Regions from separate parts of the Mus musculus genome. Here regions 2, 3 and 4 are each linked to region 1. Evidence: chromatin contacts called from ENCODE Hi-C or POLR2A ChIA-PET data. All regions are on one chromosome and are shown on one strand. Each heading gives the region's core, a stretch centred on a gene start or an enhancer-like site at or near the end of the contact. The rest is flanking DNA. Distances are from core to core; before and after follow the strand shown. Region 1 holds the start of Wipi1 (WD repeat domain, phosphoinositide interacting 1). Region 2 holds the start of Gna13 (guanine nucleotide binding protein, alpha 13). Region 3 holds the start of Amz2 (archaelysin family metallopeptidase 2). Region 4 holds the start of Arsg (arylsulfatase G).

The links. Hi-C counts contacts between places; a loop is a spot of excess contacts on that map. ChIA-PET counts read pairs that join two places held with the same protein, here RNA polymerase II (POLR2A).
Region 2: a map of heart shows a loop between it and region 1 (5-fold over the local background). The contact joins the promoter of Gna13 here to the promoter of Wipi1 in region 1. A Hi-C loop is called at or near these places in 1 of 37 maps with a recorded cell type or tissue (heart). POLR2A ChIA-PET finds 5 or more read pairs at or near these places in 2 of 5 experiments (both embryonic stem cell).
Region 3: POLR2A ChIA-PET joins it to region 1 with 23 read pairs in embryonic stem cell. The contact joins the promoter of Amz2 here to the promoter of Wipi1 in region 1. POLR2A ChIA-PET finds 5 or more read pairs at or near these places in 4 of 5 experiments (Patski and embryonic stem cell).
Region 4: a map of left cerebral cortex shows a loop between it and region 1 (1.8-fold over the local background). The contact joins the promoter of Arsg here to the promoter of Wipi1 in region 1. A Hi-C loop is called at or near these places in 1 of 37 maps with a recorded cell type or tissue (left cerebral cortex). POLR2A ChIA-PET finds 5 or more read pairs at or near these places in 2 of 5 experiments (both embryonic stem cell).

Annotation. Positions count from the first base shown.
Region 1 is chr11:109,609,540-109,612,857 of GRCm38, reverse strand. Wipi1 (WD repeat domain, phosphoinositide interacting 1) reads left to right here and starts at 1,469. Exons shown (of 13, transcript NM_145940.2): 1 at 1,469-1,625. The coding sequence starts at 1,546.
Region 2 is chr11:109,361,090-109,364,407 of GRCm38, reverse strand. Gna13 (guanine nucleotide binding protein, alpha 13) reads right to left here and starts at 1,614. Exons shown (of 4, transcript NM_010303.3): 1 at 1,152-1,614. The coding sequence starts at 1,434. Gm11696 (predicted gene 11696) reads left to right here and starts at 754. Exons shown (of 2, transcript NR_038097.1): 1 at 754-1,302.
Region 3 is chr11:109,424,099-109,427,416 of GRCm38, reverse strand. Amz2 (archaelysin family metallopeptidase 2) reads right to left here and starts at 1,471. Exons shown (of 9, transcript NM_025275.4): 1 at 1,387-1,471; 2 at 842-931; 3 at 320-447. The coding sequence starts at 331.
Region 4 is chr11:109,471,919-109,475,236 of GRCm38, reverse strand. It overlaps Arsg (arylsulfatase G), which reads right to left and starts at 1,863. Exons shown (of 14, transcript NM_028710.3): 1 at 1,816-1,863. Slc16a6 (solute carrier family 16 (monocarboxylic acid transporters), member 6) reads left to right here and starts at 1,639. Exons shown (of 6, transcript NM_001029842.2): 1 at 1,639-1,989. The coding sequence starts at 1,745.

The sequences.
Region 1 (3,318 bases), core at 220-2,719:
GGTTCACCCCATGATCCTATGACCTGGGAAGCCAAGGAAGGAGGATCAGTTACCAAGTGCTTGAGGATCGGTGGACTATAGCTTGAGACAATGTATCCAAAATAAATAAATAATAAACAAGGTGGCTGGATATGAACCGAATTGCCACAATCTACAGAACTGTGACACCATTATCATCATAGTAATAATAATGGCGATGATGAAGATTTCAGAGGCTGTAGAGATGGCTCAGCAGTGTTTTTACTGATGAGCGGAATTCTGTTCCCCAGAACCCACACCAGGCACCTCACAACCAATTGTATACAAGCTTGGGAAGCAAATCTCCAGTTTGCTTCAGAATGCATCTCAAACGACATGAGCTTCAAGCTGTACTGTCTTGTACAGTATTCTAGTTTCTCTCCTTTCTATACAAATCGAATGTCTGGTCAAATACTGCTGAGCAAAGTTGTATGATAACAAGTCCTGAAAGAAGACCCTTTCACATGCCGCTGTGTATTGTTGGTTTTAGATAATATAGTCTAGCCAGTGCTTTAACCGGGTTTTCAGTAAATCGGGTAGGAACATACCAAGGTAATATTGTTAATGTAAGGGTCGGGGTTAGCAAGAGCTCTTTCTCAACTGTGGGGCTGTATGTGGCTTCTTAATCGGCTGGGGATCTTTTTCCGAGAAGCTTAAGGGCTCTCCAAAACGGCTGGACTTTGATGTCTACTGATTTCAACTACAACTGCTGTAAGCTTAGCGGGCGGGCAAGGAAGCAGGCGTCCGCCCGCCTCCTTGGCGTTGTCTCCGACGCTAAGGCAGGCTTGAAGCCTGAAGCTCCACTCCTCCTCCTCACCCTCTGGACGCTCTGGCAATGAAAACACCACCACGTGGCCTGCTGCCTTTGCCTCGCGCACCTTCGGCCAATGGCAAACGGTTTCTCCGACTAGGGGGCGGGTCGTCAACAGCTGTCCCGCCCACTAGCCCTATTGATTGACTAAAAGAGTTGGTGGCCAATCCTGGCTGTCTGCGGAAGGCTCTGTTCGGTCAGCAGTTCTGTTCCCAGTGATAAAGAGGCGGGGTGGGGACAGAGACGGCCTGGAGAGGGGGCGGGGCTACCAAGCTAGGTAGAAGGAGGCTCGGGGCGGGGCCTGGTTGGCTCAGGGCGGAGCTAGGGCTGTGAGGGGGTGGGGCTAGGTGCCCGAAGTGGAGAGGGCGAGGCTAAGTGGGAAATGTGTAGGGCGGGTCCTGAAGGTCCCAGGCAGGGCTAGAGCCGAGAGGGGCGGTACTTGAGGCAGGGGCGTGGCCTGGCTGTTTTAGGACCCAGCCGATTCTCTGAAGGAGGGGCGGGGGTTTGGAGTGGGGCGGAGCTAAATGGGAATCGTGTAAGGGCGGGGTCTTACGATGGAGGGGCGGAGCTAAGTGGTATCTGAGTGGGCGGGGTCTGTCTGGAGGCGAGCCCGGGGCGGGACCGACGCGGCAAGCCGGCCCACGGAGCCGGCGCGGGCGGGCTGCTGAGGTGGCTGTCCCCCGCTCAGAGCTGCGGCTTCTCGGGTCGAGCCCCCGATGGAGGCCGAAGCCGCAGATGCCCCTCCGGGCCGAGTGGAGGCGGCGCTCAGCTGCTTCTCTTTCAACCAAGACTGCACGTAAGCCACGGCGCCAGCCCCCTGGCCAGGGAAGTGGGGGACAGAATGTCGCCACCAAAGGGTGTTGTCCTGTAACGCAACTGGTGGCTAGCCGGGGCCTGCGCGCCGATGGTACCTCGGCAGGGCAGCCTGTGTCGCGGCGTTGCTCGGCTGTAGGGGTTTGAGCCCACCCAGACGACTGCCAGCCAGCGCCTGCCAGAAAGAGCCGGCTAGGGTGACCCAAACAAGTCAGCAAGGAGGGCGGAGGGGGGACCTTGAATGTGGGGGAGGGACTTGGTGTGGGCCACCTAGTGACCGAAAGGGAGATCAGGGACCAAAACAAAGGTGAGGGAAGGGAGGAATGTGCAACTTGACTCAAGAGGGAGGATGCAGAGAGTCGGAAAGATGAAGAAAAACTTTACCATTTGTCCTTGAGTATCTCAACGTGGCATTTGGGCAGGGCCTCGGACAAACAGTCAGTCTATCCCTGTGGCCCGACCAGCCCCAGCACTGGGCATCTTGGCTGGTCTCTTTGGCCGTAGGAAGCTTTTCTTTATTTGCCTTTCTGTGTTTACTCGCTGTCCACCCAGTCCCAGGAATCTCCTGGAAGCTCAGGAGCCCTTTCTCTGCCCCAGACAGCTTCCCATCCCTGAAGCAGGCGCTCCACCCTGTTGCTTTTAAGTGGCTTTTTAATGTTTCACTATGATGGTCAACGTTTAGACTTTGGTCCATAAACAAGGGATTGCTTGCCTGAGTTCTAGGCATCTGCAGGATTGAATCTTAAGACACAAGCTACTGTTTTCTTCCCTGTTTTTGTGCAAGCCAGCCTGGGGACCATATGGATTAATCTCTTTGGAATGTGGAGCCCTGAAGCATCAGGGCAGGGATGACCACTTCCCAGTGTCCCACTTCCGGCTGTACCAGTTTCTGCTCTGTTCCTGGTTTGGGCTCAGCTTCAGGCTTGTGCCTTGGCTGCTGCTAGCTGAACTGTGCTAATATTGAACATTCATTCGTTGGTGTAATTAAGGCCATAAGCAGCCCTGGTTTTCATTCCCTTTGTGTTTCTGTTTGAAAAACCCCTGCTCTGAACAATATGTCTTTGTTTGAAAAATCTGTGTGTGTAATCATATAATCCAGTAATTCGACAGCTTGGCTACATGAGTGACTCTCAGGCTGCCTCTGACCACAACCCACAATAAAAAAGTACATCTTACAACATCTCCCCATAGCCATAGATATGTAATATGCACAAACTATTAAGTGGGGTACCTTGTGGCATTTTCTTGGGATTTTGTTCTTGCTTGGTTTTAACGTTGTCTCATGTAATCCGGACAGCCTCAAGTTCCCTAGTAGAGGAGGATGAATGTCAAAGTTTCATCCTCCTGGCTCACGTTCTGGAATACTGACATTACAAGAAGTACCATCACACTCTGTTTGTATAGTGCTGATGATGGAACTCAGGGTACCCTATACATGCCAGACAAGTCCAGCCCCATTTCCTTGTGTGATAGGGTGAGCAGGGCAGGGGTAGGGAGCCTGCAGGGTACTGAGCCTAAGACCCAATGTCTCAGTCACCCTGAGCGAAGACTCAACCACCAAGCTATATGCCAGCCTGCAGGCACTGAAATTAGTATGTCTTTGTTTTTAAACCTGTTGAGTTGTTTGCGGGATTATCTCCTAAGAGGAGACTTAAATGCATGAGAGAATAGATCAA
Region 2 (3,318 bases), core at 365-2,864, 250 kb after region 1:
AAAAAATATGCTTAAAAAAAAGTCACACAACTCCTTGAAAAGACCTACAAAATTAAAGTTTGCTTCCAAGCCCTAGATTTAATAGGGTGACTCCTTAACCACTCAGAAATCTGTTTTCTGATGTGCTGCTGTGCCTCAACTCTGCCAACTTCTCTTAGGTAGAAAATACCTGACACTAAAGAAAAAAAAATTAAAAAAAACAAGATGATTCTTTTAAATGATAAAAATAAAAGCCACCTCTGCAACTTATTTGAACACTAAGGAATAAAAATATTGGGTGGTTTTCACTTAAGGAACAGTATTTAAAATACTGTTCAACAGGATTTGTGAAGCCCACCATGCAGTCCAGCACATGTATTTAAACATAAATTCATGAAAGCATTAGAAATGATATGAAATGATACTGTTTTTTTCTCCTGTCTCGAGTTATTAAGAAAAAAAAAAGTGTGCAACATGTTGAACTGTGATTACAAACATCCTGTAGCAATGAGCCGATAAAACCACTCGCGCTAATTTTTTTTAATAGACTTTCCTGATGCCAGTTCAGTAAACGTGAGTTTCATACTCTTGCCCCAAAAGGCTCTAGAGGCTGTCACTCTATGCCCTTGACAAGAGTCTCAGGGTAAAAAAAAAAAAAAAAAAAAAAAAAAAGTTTCCTCATTACAACCGTTCCAGAACTTGCTTAAGTCAAGAGGTGGCCTAGGAAGCCCAAAGCTGGAAGGGTAACATACCCGGTTACTAGGGTCACCCACCAGGGACGGGCAGAAAGGAAAGAAGGATAGGAAGGGATAGGGAGTGTAGGACCTGGGGCTACTGATGGGTGGTCTTGCCCGGAGTGCAGGGAGGACACAAGTTGCCCCGCTGCCCCGAGTCACCCTACTCGCCGCACTTCCCTCTTGGAGGGGGCGAGGCCAGCCGCGGAGTGCTGGGCCGACCGTGACCCTCACCGGGGTAGCACGGGGGGGACAGCGGGGCGTCCCGGATCGAAGGGACCAGGGCAACAGGGCGCACAGAACGGTGCCCAAGGCGCGCCCACCCGCTCGCCCGTCCGATCTGATCCCGTTCGGTCTCCTCCGACTGGGGACCCGGCGGATGAGGGCGGTGCCCGGCCCGGCTCCCCAGGGGTCCCCGAGCCCCGCCGCGCCCCGCACCTTTGATCACGTTGCTGTAGATGGTGGGGCGGAACTCCTCGCGCGCGCGCTGGTCGAAGTCCTGGCCGTGGATGATCCGCATCTGCTTCAGGAAGGTGGACTTGCCGCTCTCGCCCGCGCCCAGCAGCAGGATCTTCACCAGCCGCTTCACGTAGGTCTTCTCCCGCGACAGGCATTTGTCGATCTCCTTGGACTTGCGCTGCTGCTCGGCCTCGCCGTTCGTCAGCACGCAGCCCGGGAAGCACACGGACAGCACGGAGCGCGACGGCAGGAAGTCCGCCATCTTGCCGCCGCCGCCGCCTCGGCGGGCCCCTGCGGCTCCTCCACCTCCTCCTCCGGCAGCGGGCGGCTCCGGCAAGGCGGCTGGAGGGCGGGGAGCGCAGCGGCGGCCCGAGCGCGCCCGGGGAGGGAGGGAACCCGAGGACTGACTCGCCAGGGCGGGCCGCGCCGGCCGGGGGAGGGTGGGAGGGAGGGAGGGAGGGAGGGAGGGCGGGCCCGGGGAGGGGCGGCGGCCCTCTGGGCGTGCGCGTGCCCGCTGCCTTTCGGGTACGCGCACGCAGGCACGCCGAGCGGAGGAGGGAGCGGCAGCGGCGGGAGTCACGCGCTCCTGTGCAGCCGGGAGCGCGCTCGGAGAGCGGCGGAGCCCGGGTCACGTGGGCCAGGCTGGGCGCGCGCGCCTGCGGATCCAGAGTTTCTGTTTCCCTTTAGTGCCACCGCTTCCCGGAGCCCCGAGGCGAGTAAGCAAAGCCCATCCTGACCCCTTTCCGCTGGGGCATCTTTCTCACTACAGATCCCACTGCCCTTTCCCATAGTTACTCGCCCGCCGCTTGCTGTCACCTTCACGCGACCTATTTTGAGACCATTGGCTGGGACATCCCCGCACCCGACCAGTGCAAGCCTTCCTTCGTTACAGTTTGCCTTGTTTTGTTTTGTTTTGTTTTAACTCTTGAGACAAGATCCCTGCGGCCCAAGTTGGCTTAAATTTGTGACAATCGTCTTGCTTCAGCCTCCCTGTCCGTTTCTGGTATTACCGGCAGGCAAGAGCTTTCCTTCAAGATCGTGCGTTTAATTAGCAGCGACCCTTCCCCGCCCCCTTGTCATCCTAACCATCCCGAATCTGGAAGGATAAGTAGATGTCAGATGTCGTTATTGATCAACACCTCACCCTAGCAGCTCAGGGCACTATTGATAACCTGCCCTGGTTTGAGGGGAAGTTGGAGTTGATGTTCTCGTGAGATGTGCCAGGAAGGTCGCTGGCGGCTGGCTCACTCATTAGATTCCCATCCGAGCTGCACTTGTGACTTGGGTAATGCCTTCTGAGGTCAGTGAATGGTGGAGAGGGTGAGGTCATGTTGAAAATCCCCCTAAACCGGACACTCTGATGCACGTTCTTCCCAAGGAAGCAGATAAGCGCTCAGCCTAGGACTGCAGCAGGCACATTTTGGGTTTCCTGCCGGATTACAGAGGATATGACAGACAAGAAACTTTTTTTTTTCTGTCATACCAGCAGATCAGGCCAGAACACCTGAAAAAGAGACTCCTGGGGAACACGTGACTAGTGACAGCTGAATGACTGTAGCAAGGACCTCAGAAGCCAACTTCTTCATTCTTGTCAGTTTCAAAGTTGATGCCTGTCTGGTTTTGCTCCTGGGACCTGACTCGTGTGCAACTTGGGAACTTCCTGTGTGTTAGGGAGTTGGGGTAAAGAGGTCAACACCGTGACATGCACAAGTTTAAAATTTTAAAAACCAGCACTATAAGTCAGTCCATCAGTTACTGTCCATTTGGGCCAATGACTGGGTAGCTCACGACTCACTCACTACACTGGCTGCAGTAAACAATACATGTAGTAGAATTGTCTCCTGTTACATCCACTGAGACCGCGAGCGGACCTGAGCCCACAGAGTAGGCTGTGTGCAAAGTAGGCTGAGCTCGCATCCAGCATCTGTGGATTGCTAAAGTCAGGACTGATTTGTGACCAAAGTCTGTCATAGATGGTTGATCTCTGTATATACCTTGATCACTGTTAGGGATACCCTGTTCTAGGGCCGTGAAAAGGCCAGCTTCTACCCAGGACAGGTAGACACCAAGGCCCTGAATTACCTCCATGTTCTAGTCCGAATTCATTAGCAGAAACAGAGGAGGGAAATGCGTACGTTAGATTAAG
Region 3 (3,318 bases), core at 222-2,721, 190 kb after region 1:
TAGCCCTGGCTGTCCTGGAGCTCACTCTGTAGACCAGGCTGGTCTTGAACTCAGAAATCCGCCTGCCTCTGCCTCCCAAGTGCTGGGATTAAACGTGTGCACCACCACTGCCTGGCTAGCGGTGACTCTTAAATCCTACTGATGCCCAACGTCCTCTGTCATTTGAAAACAATCATAATATTTTGAGCTGACTCACTTTGTCCACAGGATCAACGGCATCCCTTCCAGTGTCACTCAAAGATATTCAATAAGGAAAAGAGTAATGGTTCTGTTATTTAACTGCAGGTTGGCAAGATCCATCTCAGCCCCTTACGCTTACCTTGTCAGCCATAAGACACGGGGGTAGATCTAAGATGACCAATGAGACGCCATACTCATGGTGACAGGACTTTCCCCATTCCTATCAAGTCCCTACGTGGCACGTTCATCCTTCATACCAAGCAGACGCTTTTTGAGTGAGAAAAGAAAAAAAAGATGAATGTTTCTGTCCATTTAGTTTGTGTTTTCTAATTGAGGGCCTTTTCCATTTTTGTTTGTTTGGTTGGTTGGCTGGTTTTTTGTTCTGCTTTGTTTTGGGGGTGGGTTGGGGGGTGGGACAGGGTTTCTCTGTATTTCTCAGTTTATTAACGACTGATTTTGAAATTTAAGCTAACTGCTGTGCTCAGTGAACTTCTGAATTCTGGAGCTCAAGAGGGTGACACTGACTAGAAAGGATCCTAGAGACTACGCTGAGTGTAGCTCATCTCGGTACTGCACATCTGGGCTGAGATTTTATTTTTACAGGATGAAATTTAAAAAGAAAAAAAAAATAAATCACCATGGCCCCATTCAGTCTACCTACCTTTATAAAGGAGAAATCTCCAGCTGCTGTTTTTCCATTTATGTTTTTCTAAGGACAATGCATGTCTGGCAAAGGGGTGTGGCCTTCACCCTAATAAAAGAGACAGAGTGGAAAGTCAGAAGGCCTCCACATCCTAGTCCAACGTGGATGGTGTCGCTGAAGAAGTGTGCAGGGAGCCATCGTACAGTCACTGCAGGGACCGGGGGCCTAAGATGCTTCGGTTCTATAACCGGAACATCTCCCGCCAAGTGGGTCTCGCCAGACGTGCTAGCTGGTTGCCCATAGCAACTTGCACGGCCGGTGCAGACGCCACCCAGTCTCTGCTTGAGTCAAAAGTGGGGGGCCTCCCCGGAACTCAGAGTTCGCGTCTTCTACCCAGGGAGCAACCGGAAAGGCCCGCGTTGTTCCCAAGAGACATCCTGCCCCCGAGGTCCCCTCTGCTTCCGCCGCAGCCATCCCTCCCACCACATCCGCTCCTCCCCAACGATCAACACCTTCCTCCTCCTCCCCTGCCCAGCCCTGACGGTTCCTCATACCACCCTCACCCGGACAGGCCTCTAGGCCGCCCTCAAGCTGCCACGGTGGTCCTAGCACGCATGCGCCTCGCGCGGACGCACCTCACCCTTTCACGCATGCCCCGCCCACACCGCCCACTAGCAAGACCCGTCTTCCCGCCCCTCAATCGTCGCCCCGCCTCCTATCTGCGCTCTTCCCTCCTAAGGCTCCTCCTCCAAACACTGAGCCCGCCCCACTCCTCCAGAAAGGCCCCGCCCATGTGCTGTAACCCCGCCCCGAAGGCGTGACCTCTGTCCATTTCACAACACTCACGCTGTGTGTGGTTGACTAAAGTAGTAAGGGGGCGATGTAGTGTCGGACAGTCCCCAGTCGTCGCTGTTTCGCGTCGGCCCTCACGGGGGCGCCGCGACCCGCTCCTCGCGGGCGGTGCAGGGTCACGGAACCACCTGCCGTGGGCTGAGCCTGAGTAATTTAACCACTGGGTCCAAATAAGTCAGCCGTGTCCGCGGCTTGACACATCACCCGCTTGGACTTTCCCTTCTTAGTCGGTTTGCCCGACTGTCGCGGCCTCACCGCTGTCAGGAAGCAGGGCTGCATCCTAGGGCGTGGGGCATAGGGTTGCCTTTGGTACTTGGGGAACTAAGAGCTTAGAGCTCGGACCCCCAGGAGACTCTGGAAGGGGAAACCCCAGGGCCAGATCTCCTGATCCCCGCCCCCAGCATATACCTATTCAATCCTTTTGCATCTCTGGGCGCTTCTGGCCCCAGGAAGGTCAAACAAGGGGATGATGCCACTATTTTATCAACATCCTCTCATCCTTGGAAGTTAAAGACTGCATACCCCACATGTCTGTACCCTTCTTCCTACCCAACCCCCAAACTTTTTGCTCTCTTCTTGCCTTGTGCACACTGCTCTAATTATCCTTGCCCAGTTATTATAACAAGGCTCATATATGTTGTCCTTACTGCCCTTACCAAGTTGACAAAAGTGGCTTATTTGGGGAGGGTCTCCTGTCAAGGCTGGCCTTGAACTCACTATGTAGCAGAGAATGTTCCTGTGTCTGACTTCTGAGCACTGTATACACACATACAGAGAGAGACACATACATGTATATTCTTTCAAATTTTCATACTTCGGTTATATTTCCCCAGGACCCCCTCTGATCCTCTTTCTCCTCCCATGAGGTCACTCCCCAACAACCTGACCATTTTTTTCTCCCGGGACATTTTTAATCAGCTGTAGACATGATGCCCCTTTAGTGTAAATACTCCAGAGCATGCTTCTAAACAAGCAATTTTTTCTAAGTAGTCACAGGACACCTACACTGGGAATTCCTACCAATCACTCTGATTGCAGTCTAACACCACAAGGTTCCTGCTTTCCATTTTTCTGTGTGCACTCCCTTCCATACTAATGAAAAGTCTGTCTCCCACTATTCATAATTTACTTCTGCATTTAACTGCTCTGTGGTACAATATGCACTGAGGGTAATTTCAGAATAACTAATCCATATCATTGCAGACAAATAGTCCTGCCAATAATCAGAAATTATTCATGGTCCCGTGTAGCCAGAGGATGCACAGTAGGCTTTGCAGTTTACATCATCTAGGTGAATTCTTCCCTACTCAGTCCAGCACCACATCTGACCTGAAACTTACTAGATAGCCTAGGCTGGCCACAGATTCACAACTATCTCCTGCCTCAGCCTCTGGGGTGGTAGGATCACAAGTATGCATAATCACACCCATTGTTAAATGTGTCACTCTTTTCTCTTTCTTTCTTTCTTTCTTTCTTTCTTTCTTTCTTTCTTTCTTTCTTTCTTTCTTTCATCACATAACATGGCAGATGCGTGGTGCATACTTTTAAACCCAGCACCATGGGAGGCAGAGTCAGTTAGAGATAGGCTTTATAATCTCCTTTGAAACACACCTCCCTGCAGACCTGTAAGGGAGTTTCTTGAT
Region 4 (3,318 bases), core at 614-3,113, 140 kb after region 1:
AGGTAGGCATCACGGCACATGCCAGCGTTTTCAGTGCTTGGGAGGCACAGTCAGAAAGATTGCAAGCCCAAGATCAGCTGAGCTCCATCTTTAAAACGTGTCTTAAAATCGTGCCATTTCCAGCCAGGCAGAGCGTATTGTGCCTGTAGTCACAGCTACAGTGCAGGATGAGGCTGGTGGACGGGTTGAAGCTAGGCGGTGCAGACCAGTTACAGACAGACCTTGGTTAAGAAAAAGAAGCCTGCGACAGGCGGTGGTGGTGCACGCCTTTAATCCCAGCACTCGGGAGGCAGAGGCCAGCCTGGTTTCAAAGCTGTCTTGAAAAAACCAAAAGAAAAAGAAAAAAGAACCCTGCGATCCCATCACTTTGGAGGCCGAGACAGGAGGATCTTCAGTTTTAGGTTAGTCTTGGCTTGGCTAGTGAGATCGTGTTTTTTAAAAACAAACAAACCAGGATTTGGGGGGGGGGGGGTCAAATATAAGTTTGAAGCCAGCGTGGACTACACCTGTCTGGGATGGGGTAAAGGTTTAATTATTCCCACAAATTTGCCAGTTATTATTCAGTGGTAGCCTGGCTGGACTACAGTGACCAGAGTAACACACTCTGCACCAATACACCTGCCTCCTCACTTAGCCACACCAGAGCCTATTGACAGCACTGGGTGACTGCATTCCCAAATCCTGGGGGAAATGACAGAGCAAGGAAAGGTTTTTATTAAAATTTTGAACCGGTGCTCCTCCCGGTGGGTGGCGACCCTTCAGGCACACTCCCAAAGTAGGTTCTCTGCAGTTTCTAACATCAGAAAGACAATCTCTGAGCCACAATCAACCGACGTGGGTTGCCTAAGTCTGAGGGGGGAAGGGGGGGGAATGCAGAGGAACAGGGCTTTTGCTGTGAGGCAGTACCCAGTTTTTCTCCAGAGGTGTGAGATGGAGTCCAGGAAACCAACTTTGCGCCCCCTCTGGCTCTGAACAGTCCCTAATCCTCAGACACGCGCTGTCCTCAGGAATAACTCGGGCTTCTCCGGAAGCATCCATTTAGTTCATAGTGACCTTTGGGATCAGGGGGCTTGGAGGTTTGGGGGTCTCGATCCCCCCAGAAGCCTCCTGGGGGGGGGGGGGGTTAAGGCTGCCGTGCACCTGTGCTCACGCCGCCTCCCGCCTAGGCGGGTGCGCGCGCACGGAGAAGCGGAGATGCTGACTCAGCCAGGCTTCTCCCATCTCTTTCGCGCAGCGCGGATGCTGGCGGCTGGTGGCTGCTGCGGCTGCAAACAAGGCAGCACGGGGAGGGGAGGCGGGGGAACACGACAGTGCACCGGCAGCAACCCAGCCGCGGGCTCCTTAGGGCCCATTGCGGCACTTCCCCCCGCATGCCCGGAAGGGGAACTGGCGGGGCGCGCGAGTTGACGAAATTTGGGGGGGAAGTGGTCTCTAGAGGAGGAACTCGGGATCCCGCGCGTGCTCCGCTCACACCCAAACTGGAAGGAACCTGTTCAGTCCGGGACCAGGGACGCGCGGGACCAGCCCAAACGCGCGCCTCCCCTGCCCTCCCAACCCCCCCTCCCCAGCCTCCTCACTGGCTCCCCAAATCCTCAGGGCGCGGGCGGACCCGGGAGCTGCGCTCGGAGAGGGGGTGCAGGGGCGCACTCGGTCGCCCCGGGCTCGATCGCGCTCCCGCTCGCACTGCAGCTAAGTGCCGGGGTCCGATCGGGCCGGGATCACACGGGCACGCGCGGATGAGGGGATGAGGGCGTCGGGCCAAGGACCCCAGAGGCGTCGGCGGGGATGGGCGACCCGCGATGACAGCGCGGTTACCTTCCGTGACCCCCAGCCCCGGCAGCCGGCAGGCGGGGCGCGTGCCTTGCGCGGCCCCGATCCACGTGGGCCCGCGCGCGCGCACCAGGCCGGCCCCCTCCTTGCAGGCGCTCGGCGCTCCCAGCACATGGTCGGCGGCGCGCCCCCGAGGCCGGCGGAGACCGGCTGCAGCCGGTATAGGATAAGAGATAGGCAGAGAGAAGCGGGGCCGGGGCGCGGGCGGCGGCACGCACGGCCCGGGAGGAGGCGACAGGGTTGGGGGGCGGGGGGAGGGTGTGGCTCGGGTGGCCGAGGCTGGCGTGGGTTGGGGGCCAGGGTACTCCAGGCTCCCCGCCCGGAGCCAACTTGATAGAGACTCTGGCCCACGCCCTAAGGGGTTAAACCTTTTTCTCATGTTACGGAGCGGTTTATAAGAAGGCTCCGGAGGCCCAGCCTCCGCCTTATTGGGTGCCTTTTGGGGTTTATTCTCTTCCCTTCTAACTTGGTGAGTTGGTTTTATTATTTTACACGCTTAAAAGTTTGATTGTGGGGTATGGGTGTTTGTTTGTTTGTTTTTTAATATGTGTTGGGGCCTTTTTTTTTTTTTTAAGGGCGGGGAGGAGGAAAGCTTTTAACATTTTAAAGAGGTTAATCCGAAAAATATTCTGACAGTTGGGAGTGTTCGGAGCCACTGGGATGACGCGCTCGGGCAGTTGTGGGCAACTGAGAGTTGAATGTCCATGACCCTAAGTATAGATGGGTTCCAGGAAATACCTTAAAGGGTGCCCTGGCCTTTGATCGTCCCCAACCCGGGGTGAAAGGAGCCAGGCTGTGAGGCGAGTCCGGCGACCGTCTCAGACCCTCTCTGGATTTTCCTCATGAAGTTGCCGGCGCGTCAGCAGAGCGAAATGTCAGAGAGGTACCTTCCTTCCCCGGGCTCGCGCGCGCACCCAAGGCGGCCACTGAGGCAGCACGAGGGAAAAGTGGAACTTCGGGTCTCCATCCCTGTTACCCCCCTCCCCAGGGCGGTCCCGGAGAGAGACAGATTTCCCTTCGGAGCGTGGGTCCCACACCTTGCCGGGCTGCACTGTCACCCGCTTGCTGCCTGCTGGTCGGTCCCGCACAACTTCCAAGGTCCGCCGGGCTACCAGCGGCAGCAAAGTGTCGTGCAGCTGAACGGCTCCAGGCGTGGGGGGAGAATGATTTTAAAGAGGAAATAGGTTAATTTCCTTCTGGGTTGTTCTCAATCCCTGCACCGCAGCAGACAAGTGATAGAAGTTTGTTAGATGGCGTGTAAAAATGTCATCGAACAACAGGGTAGGGGGGAAGATCGTAGGAATTGAGGAACCCATTACAACTCCTTAACCTGGAAGCTGGTGGTTTGTACAGCTAGGCACTGTGCTGGCTGCTTTTGACGGGAAGGGGATTTCTACCTTAGGATTGAGATTTCAGCCTCTGGTGATCTGACTGGTTTTTTTTGTTTGTTTGTTTGTTTGTTTGTTTTGTTTTGTTTTTTTTACAAAC